2 separate regions of the Homo sapiens genome follow, and region 2 is linked to region 1. A link is an interaction called in ENCODE POLR2A ChIA-PET data of the cell type or tissue named here. Cell type or tissue: K562. All regions are shown on one strand. Links, peaks and the distances in the headings refer to the core of each region. The heading gives the core; the rest is flanking DNA.

The links. Peaks named below come from ENCODE experiments on the same cell type or tissue, not always from the same donor. Only the 100,000 strongest peaks of a DNase experiment are listed, where the experiment ranks them.
Region 2: POLR2A ChIA-PET joins it to region 1 with 5 read pairs; 1 of 35 experiments calls an interaction of 5 or more read pairs at or near these places.

Annotation. Positions count from the first base shown.
Region 1 is chr10:80,518,976-80,526,486 of GRCh38, reverse strand. TSPAN14 (tetraspanin 14) reads right to left here. Exons shown (of 9, transcript NM_030927.4): 9 at 3,856-7,511. LOC124902471 (a long non-coding RNA gene) reads right to left here and starts at 1,312. Exons shown (of 2, transcript XR_007062218.1): 1 at 1-1,312. RefSeq lists an enhancer at 3,342-3,421. In K562, for the core only: no CTCF peak of the experiment used is centred there; a DNase peak (open chromatin) is centred at 3,336.
Region 2 is chr10:79,455,999-79,463,509 of GRCh38, reverse strand. No RefSeq gene overlaps it. Among named protein-coding and RNA genes, the nearest start is that of ZCCHC24, 14 kb to the right of the region's middle. In K562, for the core only: no CTCF peak of the experiment used is centred there; a DNase peak (open chromatin) is centred at 4,042; H3K27me3 peaks cover 1,255 bases.

The DNA.
Region 1 (7,511 bases), core at 1,141-6,140:
CAGTTTCTTAGAACATTCATTGCAGGTACTCTTTTATACTACCAAAGTCCTCCCACCCCATCCCCCACCAACCACAGCTTCCAGGAATCACTGAGATTCACAGAGAAAGGAAGTAAACACAATTAAGAACAAAGTTATGTTGAAAAGATATTTCAATGCACATGTTGCAAACAAGGCGAGTCCCAGGAATCATTCCGAAGAAAAAGACAGAATGACACTGAAATCCATCATGATGGTTATCCCATCATGATGGGAGTAAAGCCTTTAAGGGAGTAAAGCCTTAAAGATCTCCTTGTCAGATGAGACTTTTAGAACAGACCCGACATTCTGTTGACTTAGAAGAGCTGATGTCATCCTCAGAGCCCAGGTGATACACACATTCCTGGATGTGGCCACAGGGTGGATGATAGTACCCTCAGCTGAGATGGGAATAGGGGGCAGAGCAGTTTTGGATGTGGGTGGAATTGGGGGTTGGAGAAAGAGAAGCAAAGTTCAGCGGTTTGGGATGCAGCCACTGAGGTGTCTGCAGGAGTGGATGGAGAGGCAGAACAAGCATTTGAGGACACTCAGGCTCTCTGGGTAGCAGACATGGCCTGAGTGATTTCATTTACTACTGAGAGGACAGTGAGTGCCCCGGGCTGCCTCCCAGAGTGGCTGGCCCTTACCTAGGGCACCTGGTGGATGCTCTAACCCTCAGGATTCACTTTTCACCATGAGATATTGACTCCTTTAAATTTCTGCCTGTGTCCTATTTTAAAAGTGGCTCTGCTGGATGGACAAGTGGTGGAAGGAAATTTGGAATAAGCAACAGAGATTCTGGTTGTCTTCAGTAAAAAACTATGCATTGGGGCCGGGCGTGGTGGCTGACGCCTGTAATCCCAACATTTTGGGAGGCCGAGGCGGGTGGATCACCTGAGGTCAGGAGTATGAGACCAACCTGGCCAACACAGTGAAACCCTGTATCTACTAAAAATACAAAAATTAGCCAGTTGTGGTGGCATGCGCCTGTAATCCCAGCTACTCAGGAGGCTGAGTCAGGAGAATCACTTGAACCCGGGAGGCAGAGGTTGCAATGAGCCAAGATTGCACCACTGCGCTCCAGCCTGTGTGACAAGAGGGAAACTCTGTCTCAAAAAAAAAAAGAAAGAAAATAGAACTATGCATTGCTTAGGGTGCACCCTTCCAATTATCTGATTCTAGTCTTTCACTGCCTTTGAGCTATTTTTACAACTAAGTTGTAGAGTTAATGCAAAATAATTCTTGTCTATGGATGTGCATATTATACGAATAAGATTCAATTGACCTTTCTCCTCAAAAAAAAAAAAAAAAAAAAAAACCCCAGCCAGTTTCAACTTTCCTTTACTCCATACAGATTTATGGTTCATTGTGATTTCTCTTTTGAACTGGCTGTTAATCTTAGCAGCACTCTCAATTACTGAGTTAAATAAAATCTTTGACATGTGTACATGTAATATATATGAGTTATGCCTTTTTTTAAAAAATTATCTTTAACAGAAGGCACGGGAAGGACCACTACCTCTCAGAGATGGAAAGGCTTGCCATGGTCCACGCAGCACAAAGCCCACCCCCAGCCATATCATCCCAGACAGGAAGGGTGTAGCCTGGGCTTGCATACCTCCAAGGACAGGGTGCTCAGTCCCTCCTAGAGGCCACTTCACTTCTTCCCATATTGGCTCACAGCTGTGACTTTAAAACACAGAACGAGTGCATATCTAAAACTAGAAGAAAACACTATGGTCCTTCCTGCTGACAGCTGAGTGCTTGGGCCTAAATCAGCATCTACACACGCGGCCTGCAACCCTGGGTTCCATGCAAAGGCAGTGTGGCTGAATTGGCTGCAGGTGGAGTGAGGAGAGAGGCCAACACAGGCTCACGGTAACACTTCCACTGCCTCAGAACAAAACCCTGGATTTCCTGACCTTCCAGCAGTCCATGTGTATTTTCAAATACCAGGTTTTTCTCAGGGCACCAGGGCAAGCCGAGCAAGGCCCACACACGCTAGTCTCACACATGTCCCCCAGCACTGCCCCCAGGTTCCCAGCCCTGCTGAGCTGTCCTCACAGACACGGACACCCTCCCTCATAGGAGGTGCGGAGGAGCACCCAGTCCCGGTCTGAGGCCTCAGGCAAGTCCCAGCACACCCCAGGGCCTCTGTTCTCCTTATGAGTGGGACCAGATGGGGTCCACCAACCGTCCAAACGTGATATGCTGCTGTCTTCAGGGCACATTATCCCCAGCGTTGATGTTCACAATAATCCCCTTTCTCCCCACAGACCATCCCTCCTGGGCCCCAGGCCTCTGTGGCCTACCCTGGCCCCTTGGCAGTTGATGGCCACTCTGCTGCTTCTGGGGGCTCCCGGGCAACTTTGGTTGTGTTGGTTTCTGGTAGCATCTGCGCTCCAGGCAAGAAGCAACACCCTACCTTGTCTCCCCACCTCTATGGCACAGAAAGAGAACAGACCTTGAACTCCAAATGCCTGCTGAGGCTTGCCACAGACCTCGAAGCCTTGTTCCTAAAGGGACAGGGAAGTGGACCGTTTCGTTTCAGTGATTCAAAGCTTGAGCTATCTGACATGTGACCCAGGCAGCTCTCTCGTAGGGACTGGCAGCCACAGATAAAATTCCCCAATCATTAAAATTATGTTAGCAATAATTCAGGGGATGCATACTAAATAATCTGGATCTTTGTTAGATGCTTACCCATCTCAACTCATTTAATCCTTGAAACAACCTCACAGGGGTAGGAGGTTTTGTCACCTTATACCCACACACACCAGCAGTGGTCAGGCAGCAACAGGTACACCCCAGCCCTGAGTACCTACTTATTAAAATGTGATCCCCCATCCTGGCTAACACGGTGAAACCCCGTCTCTACTAAAAATACAAAAAAAATTAGCCGGGCGTAGTGGCGGGCGCCTGTAGTCCCAGCTACTCGGGAGGCTGAGGCAGGAGAATGGCGTGAACCCGGGAGGCGGAGCTTGCAGTGAGCCGAGATTGCGCCACTGCACTCCCGCCTGGGCCACAGAGCGAGACTCCGTCTCAAAAAAAAAAAAAAAAAAAAATGTGATCCCACCTCCCAGGAGAACTCCTCTAAAAACATGTTTTTTTCTTACAAACTGTAAGAAGCAATTCCAATAACACTGTAGTTTATATATATATATATATGTCCTTGTAAGTGCAAAACCCTGCAAAAAACTGTAACACCCATCCACAGAAGTGCAATGGCAATAGCTGACAGCATCCCCGGCCTTCATCCCCCTCCTGGAGGATGCTGCATTTCACAGCCGCATGGTTTCAGTGGGATAAAGCATGAGGAGGGGTGTGTCCGGGGATCCCTTCCCTTGCTGGCTTCACCACCACACCACCCATCAGGGGGAGGCTCGGGGTTTGTCTGTGGTAGACTCCTTCCCTCCACCATAGATGAAGGGGAGGCTGTGGAAGGCAGAGAAATGGAAACAAGATCCTGTTGACGTCACTGAGCCACTTGGATCAACCCAAACCTGAAACTCACCCCACCTTGGGACTTTCCAGTTTCAAGAGCCAAAACCTCCCCTCATTGTTTAGGCCAGTCTGAATTGGGTTTTCTATTACCTGCAACTGTAAATGGACTCCTCTGGTACAAAGGCAAGGCCCATCTGTTCTTGGCACACTCCTACAACTGATGGCGTGACCGTGAAAACGCACTGTGGATCAGTATATTAAGTAACACTCATAAAATAGTATGTAAAATGATTCCATGGGTGTGATGACCTGAGTAGATGCATGGACATTTTCAGGAAGGATTCCTAATAGTAGTTACCTCTGCGTAACAGAAGACATACTTTCACTTTTCACTTTACATTCTCTTATGTTTAGATTTTTATTTAAGTGTACTTTTTAAAAAGACTAGTTTAAAAGTTGTTTTATACAGTCCAAGGTGATAATTTATTGTAGTAGTTTTTTTTTAATTTTATTTTTTGAGATGGAGTCTCCTGTCACCCAGGCCGGAGCGCAGTGGCTCGATCTTGGCTCGTTGCAACCTCTGTCTCCCGGGTTCAAGCGATTCTCCTGCCTCAGCCTCCCGAGCAGCTGGGACTACAGGTGCACATCACCATGCCCGACTAATTTTTGTATTTTTAGTAGAAACTGGGTATCACCATGTTGTCCAGGCTGGTCTCGAACTCCTGGCCTCAAGTGATCTGCCTGTCTTAGCCTCCCAAAGTTCTGGGATTACAGGCGTGAGCCACTGCACCTGGCCAGTTCTAGTAGTTATTAAACCATGCATTGGAAGACCCTGCTGGAATATAAGATGCAGAGCACAGAAAGAAAACTAAGTGAAGAAAGAATTGTTTCGGAGCCTTGTAAGGAATACTCACGTCCTCCTTCTCCAAGCTGGGCTCCCTGAAGTTGGCAATTTCATCAAAACAGTATCCACTTAAAAGTACCCTTAACTTTTTCTTCCAAAGTTACACAGTAGCCCCAAGTTCTACAATGCCCACTTCATGTTTTCCTGAGGCACCCTGGAGACGCCAAAAGCATTTGAGAATGAACGGGCCTTTTTTTTTTTTTTTTTTTCTTTTTTGAGCCCAGGCTGGAGTGCAGTGGTGTGATCTCGGCTCACTGCAAGCTCCGCCTCCTGGGTTCACACCATTCCCCTGCCTCAGCCTCCGGAGTAGCTGGGACTACAGGCACCCGCCACCAAGCCCGGCTAATTTTTTTGTATTTTTAGTAGAGAAGGGGTTTCACCGTATTAGCCAGGATGGTGAACATGCCTTTAATGCAGCCTTGAACAGGAATTGGCCAAGCCTTGCCAACTTGATAAGGAGCAAAAAAGGCTCTAAAGGTGTATGGCTCCCCAGATTTCTGGAGGGCATCCAAATGAATGAGAACAGGGCTGCAGGTAGTCACCTGCAGCATCCTCCTGGGCACGATGACAGAGGGAAGTGTCTCTACCAAGATCCATCATGGGGGACAGGTTCCCATAGCCCCGGACACACAACCTAAAAACCGTGGTTCTGTGGACCGACACCCGTAAGACCCTAGAGCTGGAAAGGCCCACCTGTGAAGGTCATTCAGCACTCCACCACCCACCCCCTACCAGTACAGCTGAAAGCTCTGGACCAGCGGGTGACAGGCTGATGCATCTGACATTTGGGCGGAGACCTTCCCATGACAGCAGGATGCCTCAGGTGCTGGGACCACTGCTGCCTCCCTCCTTTCTCAGCAGTCGTCTATGTTCCTCTGAGACTGCTGGCTGAGAAGCCATCAGGTGGGTTCCCTGATGAGACTGACACCCTCTCTGCTCTGCTGGGAGCCTTCCAACACTGCAGCCACCTACAGTCACATGCATGCCTGCCACCTCCCCAGTGGCCTCTGCATGGAATCTCCCAGAGAAATTCCACGTTCCAGGAAGGTTGTGCATCCATTAATTTTCATTGTTATTCATGGGGAAACCCAGTGCCAGGCTTCTTGTGGACCATGCAGATGGTTTTTCAGCCCAGCCCACAGCCCTGCCCTGTGGGTAGTGGGATTCCCCGGAGGCTGGTGAGGACAGCTGCAGCAGAGTCCTAAGCAGACATATGGGAGAGGTCAGAGAACTGGCGAGCCTGGGCCTCTGAAGCAGAGAAGCAGAGGACATTCAGGAGGTGCAGTGTCTGGTGCTACAGAGGCTGAAGAAGGCCAGAGTTGACAATTGGGATAAGCAGCTTTCAGCTACGTGGGGCATGGTGGGTGGTGCAAAGGAAGGGGTACAGACAGCCCAGATAAGAAGCTGCCTGGGAAAGAAAGGGAGGGAGCCATAGGGCCTCGGCAAGTTTTTAGGATGGGAAAGGAAGGCCAGCGATAGGAAGACGGGACAGGAAAAATAACGTTGACAAGATCCTGAGAGGGGGTGGACCAGGGTTGAGGAGGGGGTACAGGAAAGACCCCAAGGCTTTAAAGTTAGCATGTGCATGGTGAGGTGAGAAGAGGGTGCAAATGCCACAGCTGGCCTCCAACCAGGGAAGGCGGGGATTCAGGACAGGCCAGTGCTAGGTGGGGAGTGCACAGGAGGCCTGCCCTGTGCCTCTGTGCGGACAGCCGATGCTGGGCGGAGACTGCCACGTGACCGGCTCTCATCCTTGCTTTCTTTCCATTCCTCATCCAACTATTCAGAGTCACATGATATGGCTGAGAACAGCCAGAAGGGTCTATAGTTGAAAGATAAACCCAACTCTGCAAAAATCGCACCGAGACTTCATCCTAAACCAGGTCTACAGGAATAGATGGGTCAGGCCTGCAGGAGCCTTCCAGGAGCTCTGGCAGGGAGGGTCTGTGGCCACCCACTCCCCCAGGGGAGGCTGGGTCAGAGGCATCTAGTGAGGTGGGCACTGCCACCAACCCCCTTCACAGAAAGGCCGGCACACCCAGGACACACAGCTCATGCAGCAGCAGTGCCCAGGCTTCAATCCCATGTCCCCACTTCGACTCAGTGTCCCCAAGCTCTTCTGCTTGGATCAATAAATAGTATCGCACAGGGGTGGACAGAAATAACCTAAAACAATGTTTCCTCTAGACCTATGGAGTTGAAGTTTCTCCAGCTCTCACTTATAGCGGGGGATAAACCACAAGCCAACTTGTGCGGCTGTGGCCGGCACACAAGGGCAACTGAAAGTGCTGCCATACAGAATCTTAAAAAAAAAAAAAATTACTCAATGAAATGTAAGTCAGATTGTGCTGATGATGGACTGCCTTTACCATCCATCCTTCTGTAAGGTCTACATACCCTATCCCTTGGTTCCTCTGGCAGCCGCGTTTACCACTGAGATGCTTAGCAATATCTCAATAGTGACCCCAAACAAAAATGACCAAAACAGCATTAATATAAAGATATATTCCATAAAAGAGTTTGGCAGTCAAAGAGAAGCATCACACTTCCGAAAAACACAAGCATTCTTCTCCTAGTCTACAGAGAATTGTGTAAAAAAAAAAAAATCATCATCAACAGCCACCAGTATACACCACACTAGAATGTACACTCCGGCAAGTAAATTAAGGTTGCAGTCCATCCCTGAACGATGAGAAGTGGTCTGAGCTATGGCAAAGTGTTAGAAAGTAGCCCAGCTAGACAAATGCCCCAGCTATCCCCAGGGGAGTTATTCAGTACTTAAGACTTCATTTCCAAGAGCAGCCCCAGAAAAGCCCTGACAGGAAGGGTGGACCAGTGATCACCGATATCCCATTAGGGGCGGTCACCAGAAACAAAATGCCTGGAGCTTCTGAGCAGCTGCAGCCTGGGGTTGTGGCTAGGCACGGGGTGTGGTTGCAGAAGAACGGCTGTCTCCGGGGAGAGGCAAATGGCAGGCCAGCCAGCCCTGGGTACATGGCCACAAGAGGAGCCCTGGCCAACAGTTTCAGGCTGGCCATCTTGGGCTGGGGCTCCCTGGGCTTGCAGTGGGGAGGGTCAGGATTCAAATTCTGGGTGACAATTTCAGTAGCACCAAGACCAGAAGACAGTGAGGCCACGCTGGGGA
Region 2 (7,511 bases), core at 1,158-6,157, 1.1 Mb after region 1:
CTGATTCCAATGCTAATCTCTTCCAGAAACACCCCCGAGGACATGCAGAAATAATGTTTTACCAGCTATCTGGGCATCCCTTAACCCAGCCAAGTTGATGCCTAAAATTAACCATCACAGTGTATAAGGGTCTAATGTAATACAGAACTGACAAAATGGGCTGATAAATGGAAAATGTTGTCATCCTTAACCACAGAACCAATTTTCAGTCCTGATCTTCCTTTACCTGATGTCTTTCTGAATCTCTTCTTTAATCTCCTAAATTGGCATCTGTCAGCCCAGATCTTTCTCCTGAAGATTTGACTACCCAAATGGTCCCATACACATGAACCAGAAGTCTCAAGACATCTCAAACTCAGCACACCCATACTGAACTCCTCATTTCCCCATGAAAACTTGCGTGTCTTCCCACATTTGCAGTCTCAGTACAGCCCCATCATCCAGCCAATGACCCAAGCCAGAAAACTGGATGTCATCCTAGAGCTTTGCTCTCCTGAATTCCCCATATCCATTCAATCATCAGACCCTCTTAAACATCTCCTGATTCTGCCCTCCCCTCTCTGCTCCTGTGGCTCATCCACAGCACAGGCCCCCATCAGAGCTCCTTGTATCTCTTGTGCCAACTCCAGTCACAGTTTTGCCTCCCTCACTCCTCCCAAACTGCTTTCTTCAAGGTCCCTTGTGATATCCATGATGCTGAATCCAAGAGTCTATTCCTGGTCCTCATCTTTCCTAACCCTTCAACAGCATTTGTCACAGTGGATGGCTCCCTCCTCCTGAGATACCTTCATCTCTTAGTCTCCAGGACACTTCCTTTGCCTGGTCTCTCTCAAAGTCCTCAATCTGTTTCTTCTCAGGCTCTTTTGCTGGTTCACCCTTATCTCTCTAAGTCCTAAATACTGGCGTTCACTACTACTCAGTTCTTAACGTGTATTTTCTACCTATGCTCACTCCACGAGTAATCTCATCCTGTCCCAGGGATTTAAAGACCATCTATCTGTTAATGACTCCTAGCTCTAGCCCAGAACTCTCTCTTGAATTTTTGTATCTAATTGCCTACTTGATATCTCAGTTAGGATGTCTAACAGTATCTCAAAGGAGCCGTATCCAAGACTGAACGCCTAATCTTCCCTACAGACTTGCTCTCTGGCAGTCCATCTTCCCCACTTCAGTTAATGACAAGTCTATTCTTCCAGATGCTTAGCTTTAAAAAACATTGGTGTTATCTCTCATGCGCTATGAGAAATCTGTCAGGAAATCCTGTCAGCTCTACTTCTAGAACATATCCCGAATCCAACCATTTCTCACCACCTCACCAGCTACCTAGCTGTTTTCAGGCACCATCATCTCTTGCCTGGACTACCACAGTAGCTTCCAAAAGTATCCATACTTTCACACTCACTTGCTTCTAGTGTAAGTCAGATCCTGTCACTCTACTCTGAATCCTCCAATGCCTCCCCCTCTCCCTCTCCCTCTCAATAAAAGCCATGATCTTTACAGTGACCCAAAAGGCTCTACATGTGCCCCCATTTCCTCTCTAAATCTTGTCACCTTCTACTCTCCCACAGATCACACTTAACAGCATATATTTTGAACTCAGAAGCTGTTAATTATAGAAATGTGCATTATCGGTCTCAACATCATTCTTCCTTTCCTATTAGAATAAGAACCCTGGTTGTTAGATGGATATATTTGACCTGGAACAAAAGTCTACATCTCCCATATTCCCTTGCAATTAGGTATGGCCATGTGACTATGTTCTGGCCTCCAAGCTATCCTAGACATAATGGCTGGAGCTCCAACGCCATCTTGGACCATGAAGTGACATTAAGGACAAACTAGTGCATACGATATGGAGCAGAAAGCTTGGAACTTAGGGCCGGGCATGGTGGCTCACACCTGTAATCCCCCAGCGCTTTACATGGCTGAGGCAGGTGGATTTCTTGAGCCAGGAGTTTCAGACCAGCCTGAGCAACATGGCAAAACCCATCTCTATCAATAGTACTAAAAATTAGTCAGACATAGCTGTCAGACATGTTGGTCAGACAAATGCCTGTTGTCCCAGCTACTCAGGAGGCTGAGGTGGGAGAATCACCTGAGCCCAGGAAGTCCAGGCTTGTGAGCCGTGATTATGCTACTGCAATCCAGCCTGGGTGACAGAGTGAGAAAGAGAGAGAGAGAGAAAGAAAGAGAGAGGAAGAAAGAAAGAGAGAGAAAGAGAAATAAGAGAAAGAAAGAAGAGAAAGAAGAGAAGCTTAGAAATAGGGCCCCTGATGACACATGGAACTTTCACACTGGCACTAGAGGCCTATTTCCAGGTTGTTTTTATATTAGAAAAAAACTTCTGTATTGTTTAAGATATAATGAGTTTGAGGTTTTCTCCGATATGCAAATGGACCTATTTATAATTGATAGGGGAGTTGTAGTAGGCCCCTTCAAAAGATATCCACATCAAATTCCTGGAACCTCTCTGTCTGTCCTCAAATCCCTGGAAAGCTTCTTTGCACATATAATTAAGTTAAGGCTCTTAAGGTGAGATCATCCTGGATTATCTGGGTGGGCCCTAAACCCAATGACAAATGTCCTTTTAAAAGATACGCAAAAGAGAACAGACATACAGAGGAAGAGGTGACGTGGCCACAGAGGCAGACTGATGAGGTCACAAGCTTGCATGTCAAGGAATGTCAACAGCCACCAAGAAGCTAGAAGGGACAAGGAATGGATTCTCCTGTGGAGCTTCTGCTGGGCAGCCCTGCCGACACCTTGGTTTCCATTTGTTATAGCAGCTACAGAACACCAATACAGGATTCACCAACGCAAAGGTCATTGGAACAATGAAACTGGATAAGGTACCTCTGAGAGATTTCAGTATCCTGAAGAACCAACATTTAAGGCTTGGAAGAACAAGGCCTGCAAAGGATATTGCCAGGCAGTGGTCAGAGAGGAGGAACTGTGTTAGTCTGTTTGCATTGCTATAAAGTAACACTAGGGACTGGGTAATTTGTAAAGAAAAGAGGTTTATTTGACTCACAGTTCTGCAGGCTGTACGTGAAGCATAGGGCCAGCATCTGCTTCTGGTGGAGACTCAGGAAGCTCATAATTGTGGCAGAAGGCAAATGGGAGCCAGTGTGTCACACGGCAAGAGAGAGAACAAGAGGGAGCAAGAGATGGGGGAAGGTGCTAGGCTCTTTTAAAACATGAGATCTCACATAATGAGAACTCACTCATTACCACAAGGATGGGACACAGCCATTTATAAGGGATTCACTCCCATGATCCAAACACCTTGCCCCAGGCCCTGCCTCCAACATTGGGGATTATATTTCAACATGCAATTTGGAGGGGACAAACATTCAAACTGTATCAGAGGCCAAGGCAGTTCCAGGCTGAGTGAACAGCAGTGTCAAATACTGCTCAGGTCAGAGCTGGTGTGGCCAGTGAACTGGGAAATTTAACATCAGAGGGGGCAATCTTGACTTTCCTCAAAGCATTCTCAGTGGAGTGGTAGGAGTAGGAGTGAGGTCCAGAAGATTTGGGGATGAGTGAGTGGCTGAGATGGGAAAACAGCAAGTGTAGAAAACTCATACAAGTTTGGTTGTGAAGTGACAGAAAGAGTAGCTAGAGAAGTGGAAGGATTTTCCTTAGCTGGTAGAGATCCAGGGATGCTCCATTGCTTATGAGGGGACAGGAAAGAGGGGAGGGTTGAAGATATGGGATGAATGACAGGGAAGAAAGCATTCCCAAACACAGAGGAGGTCCCCCAAAATGGATCCTGATACAGGTAAGTGGAAAGGTTTGTGGCAGAATGTTGAGAAACCATCCATTCAATGGCTTCTGTTTAGTCTCTGATATGAAAGACAAAGTCACCTGCCCAGATGGATGAAAAGATAGTGGGATAGAAAACTGGAAAAAAAACAAAAAAGGGAAAAAGGTTTGAAATAGCCTTTGAGAAGCATGAAGAGAGAGCTGGAGGCTTGCTGAACTCTGCTGAGAGCCAGTGGAAGCTGGAGACTGATAATTTAATGCCCCCAGCCTGTGTGATTGTGCAAGGTTCTCCAGCAGCCCTTGACAGCCAAGGCCAGTATGGAGAAGGCAGAGAACGGATGAATCTACACTGGACATTTTCCAGGCAAGTGGGGTGGCTCCTCTAGCCCAGGCCAATGGGACTAATGGGATGCTGACAAAAGAAATTGACAAAATGTACCAAGACATGTAGGGTAAATAAGAAAAATAATTATTTTTAAATAGAAGTAAGAGGAGTTGGAAGGACTGGAGTTATGATCAAAGAGATATGTTTGCATTTTTCAGTGTCAGAGGTGGGGCGGTTCTGCGTGTGGCCAGGAGTACTTTGAGGACTGGAGTACAGTGGAAGTAACAGTCCCTAGAGATGAGGTAGTTAAGGAACGAAGAGGGCAAAATGGTGATAAGTCATCATATAATTTATTGTCCACTTTTGAAAGTGAAAGGAAGCATTATTAATTGATCATTCACCCCAGAATAACAGGCATGAGTCTGGACTGTCCTGAGCAAACCAAGACATATGGTAATCCTAATGCTTAGCCATTCGGGCTGATTGCAAGCCTCAAGGTGGAGAAAATGACAGTGCCCTCGTGTAAAACTATAAGGGACTGACGGGGCTTGCAGGCAGTTGAGTGCAGAGTGTGGGAAGTGGCGTGGCCAATGGCAAGAGGCTGGCCAAGCAGGGATTCTACAAGAGGGTGGGGGAGCTTTGGTGGGAAGCTTTGCTGGGGCAGGTGGAGGACAGAGGTCCCATCTCCACATCTCCTGGAGGTTGTTAATCTGCAGAATGAGAGTTGCTCAACCTCATGCATGTGTCACACTTTTTCCTACTTTCCCAAGCACTTTTATTTTTCCTAGCCTCCTAACTTTCTTGAGCGTTATCTACTGTGCTTCCCATTTTCAGAAACTGAAACCAAGGCGGAGGATAGTTTAGGTGATGACCCAAGGCAAACTGAGGAAACTCCAGAAGCAGAGCTGCCAGACAAAATACAGGACACCCAGTTAAAATGTAATTTCAGATAAACAACAAATAACATTTTTTTGTATAAGAATCTCCCAAATATTGCATGGGACACATTTCTACCAAAAAAAGTTATCCGTTGTTTATCTGAAATTCAAATTTAGCTGGGCATCCTTGTTTTTGATTTGTTGTTGTTGTTTTGCTAAATCTGGCAATCCAAAAAGAAAGGGGGCAGGCCAGAATGGCTGAATAAATCAGAGAGCCTTGTTAGTAGCCTCGGAGGCTGGGAGGGCAGGGACAGGCTCAGGTGCTCTCAGCTATGCTCAGGTGTAGCTGAGAGAAGACTTGAATGGCTTTATTTTTTTTTAATGTTTTATTTTTATGAGTTCGTAATTGGTGTTTACATTTGTCAGGTACATGAGATATTTTGATACAGGCATATAATGCATAATTATCACATCAGGGTGAAAAGGATATCTATCCCCTCAAGCGTTTATCATTTCTTCGTGTTACAAACCTTCCAATTATGTTCTTTTAGTTATTTTTAAAAGTGCAATAAATGATTGTTGACTGTCATCACTCTGTTGTTCTGTCAAATTCTAGATTTTATTCATTCTAACTATATTTTTGTACCAATTAACCATCTCCATTCCCCCTAGAATGGCTTTCTGCTCATGGCCATGTCACTTGCAGGTGAACAGATAGAGCCTCAGAGCCAATAATGAAAGTCCACATCCTCTATTTGAATTAGATCCTCATCCAGCTCTGGGAAGTAGGCACAGCATAGACTCCTATACTCAAAGGTTCCAGGAGAGATTTGCTGAGCTTCTAGAGTCAAAGCCCACCAAGGAAGGGGCCTTAGGGAAGGACGCCTGTTCATGCATGGTGGGTGAAGGTGCAAACCCTGGAGCCCACCCAGCAGGCCCCATGGAGCATGATGACAAGACTGCGCCCTGGCACGGGATCAGCAAGATTGGCCTTCTCACTAACAAAGTGGTAGGCAGGGTGCAAGGAGAGGGGAGTCATCACTGTGGAAGGAGGGAGAGGCAGGGAGAAGAGAAATGACCAAAGCTTAGGTCAGCTAGTAAATCATTAGCCTTCACCAGAACGCAGAAGCTTGGTAGATCATTGCTATAGGATAATTAAATGAAATAAAAAACAGCAAAAATAGATCAGGCTCAGTGGCTCACGCCTGTAATTCCAGCACTTTGGGGGGCCGAGGCGGGCAGATCACTTGAGGTCAGGAGTTCAAGACCAGCCTGGCCAATATGGTAAAATCCCGTCTCTACTAAAAACACAGAAATTAGCCAGGTGTGGTGGCATGCACCTGTAGTCCCAGCTACTCAGGAGGCTGAGGCAGGAGAATCGCTTGAACTCGGGAGATGGAGGTTGCAGTGAGCTGAGATCACACCACTGCACTTCAGCCTGGGCTACAGAACAAGACTCCATCTAGGAAAAAAAAAATAAAAAAAAAAAACAGCAAAAATAAAATACAACAAAATAAAATAAAATAACAAAACAAAAGCAGCCCCCAACCTTTTTGGCACCAAGGACCGATTTCATGGAAGACAGTTTTTCCAGGGACAGCACGGGTGATGGGTTTTGGGATGGTTTTGGGATGATTCAAGCACATTATTACATTTATTGTATACTTTATTTCTGTTACTATTACATTGTAAAATATAATGAAATAATTATAGAACTCACCATAATGTAGAATCAGCGGGAGTCCTGAGCTTGTTTTTTGTTGTTGTTTTTTTTTTTTTGCTATTAGACGGTCCCATCTGGGTGTGGGATATGATGAGGTTTTTCTTCAAATAATCTGATCAATCTCTTATTTTTTAATTCATATATTCCTAACATGGGGGTGATAGGAGACAGTGACAGATCATCAGGCATTAGATTCTCGTAAGAATACTGCAACCTAGATCCCTTGCATGTGCAGTTCACAAGACAGTTTGTGCTACTATGAGAATCTAATGCTGCCACTGATATGACAGGAGGCAGAGCTCAGCAGTAATGAGAGTGATGGGGAGCCGCTGTAAATACAGATGAAGCTTTGCTTGCTCTCCTGCCATTCACTTCTTGCTGTGCAGCCCAGTTGCTAACAAGCTATGGATCGGTACTGGTCTGTGGCCTAGGGGCTGGGGCCTCTGGCTTAAGAAATACATCGTATGTCATGATCAGGCATACTAAATATGTATACAAGTGAATGTCTTTTTTTAAATGACACAAAAGTATCACAAACAATACTTGTGTGATGTATTCTGATAGACTCAATTCTTCCATTTAATTCAAATAAAAATCTGATCATGACCCATTAAGTTGATTTCACAACCCACTAATCAGTCAAACCTACAGACTGCACTGCTTTAAAGATACTATTCTCGCTGTTGGGTATAAAATACATTGTGGGGGTCGTGGGGGTAGGCAAGAGAAGAGGCAGGAAGCTCAATGAGGAGGATATTGCACAAACTCAGGCACAAGCAGATAGCAGATTGGAGCAGGATGTTGGTGGTGGGGGCAAAGG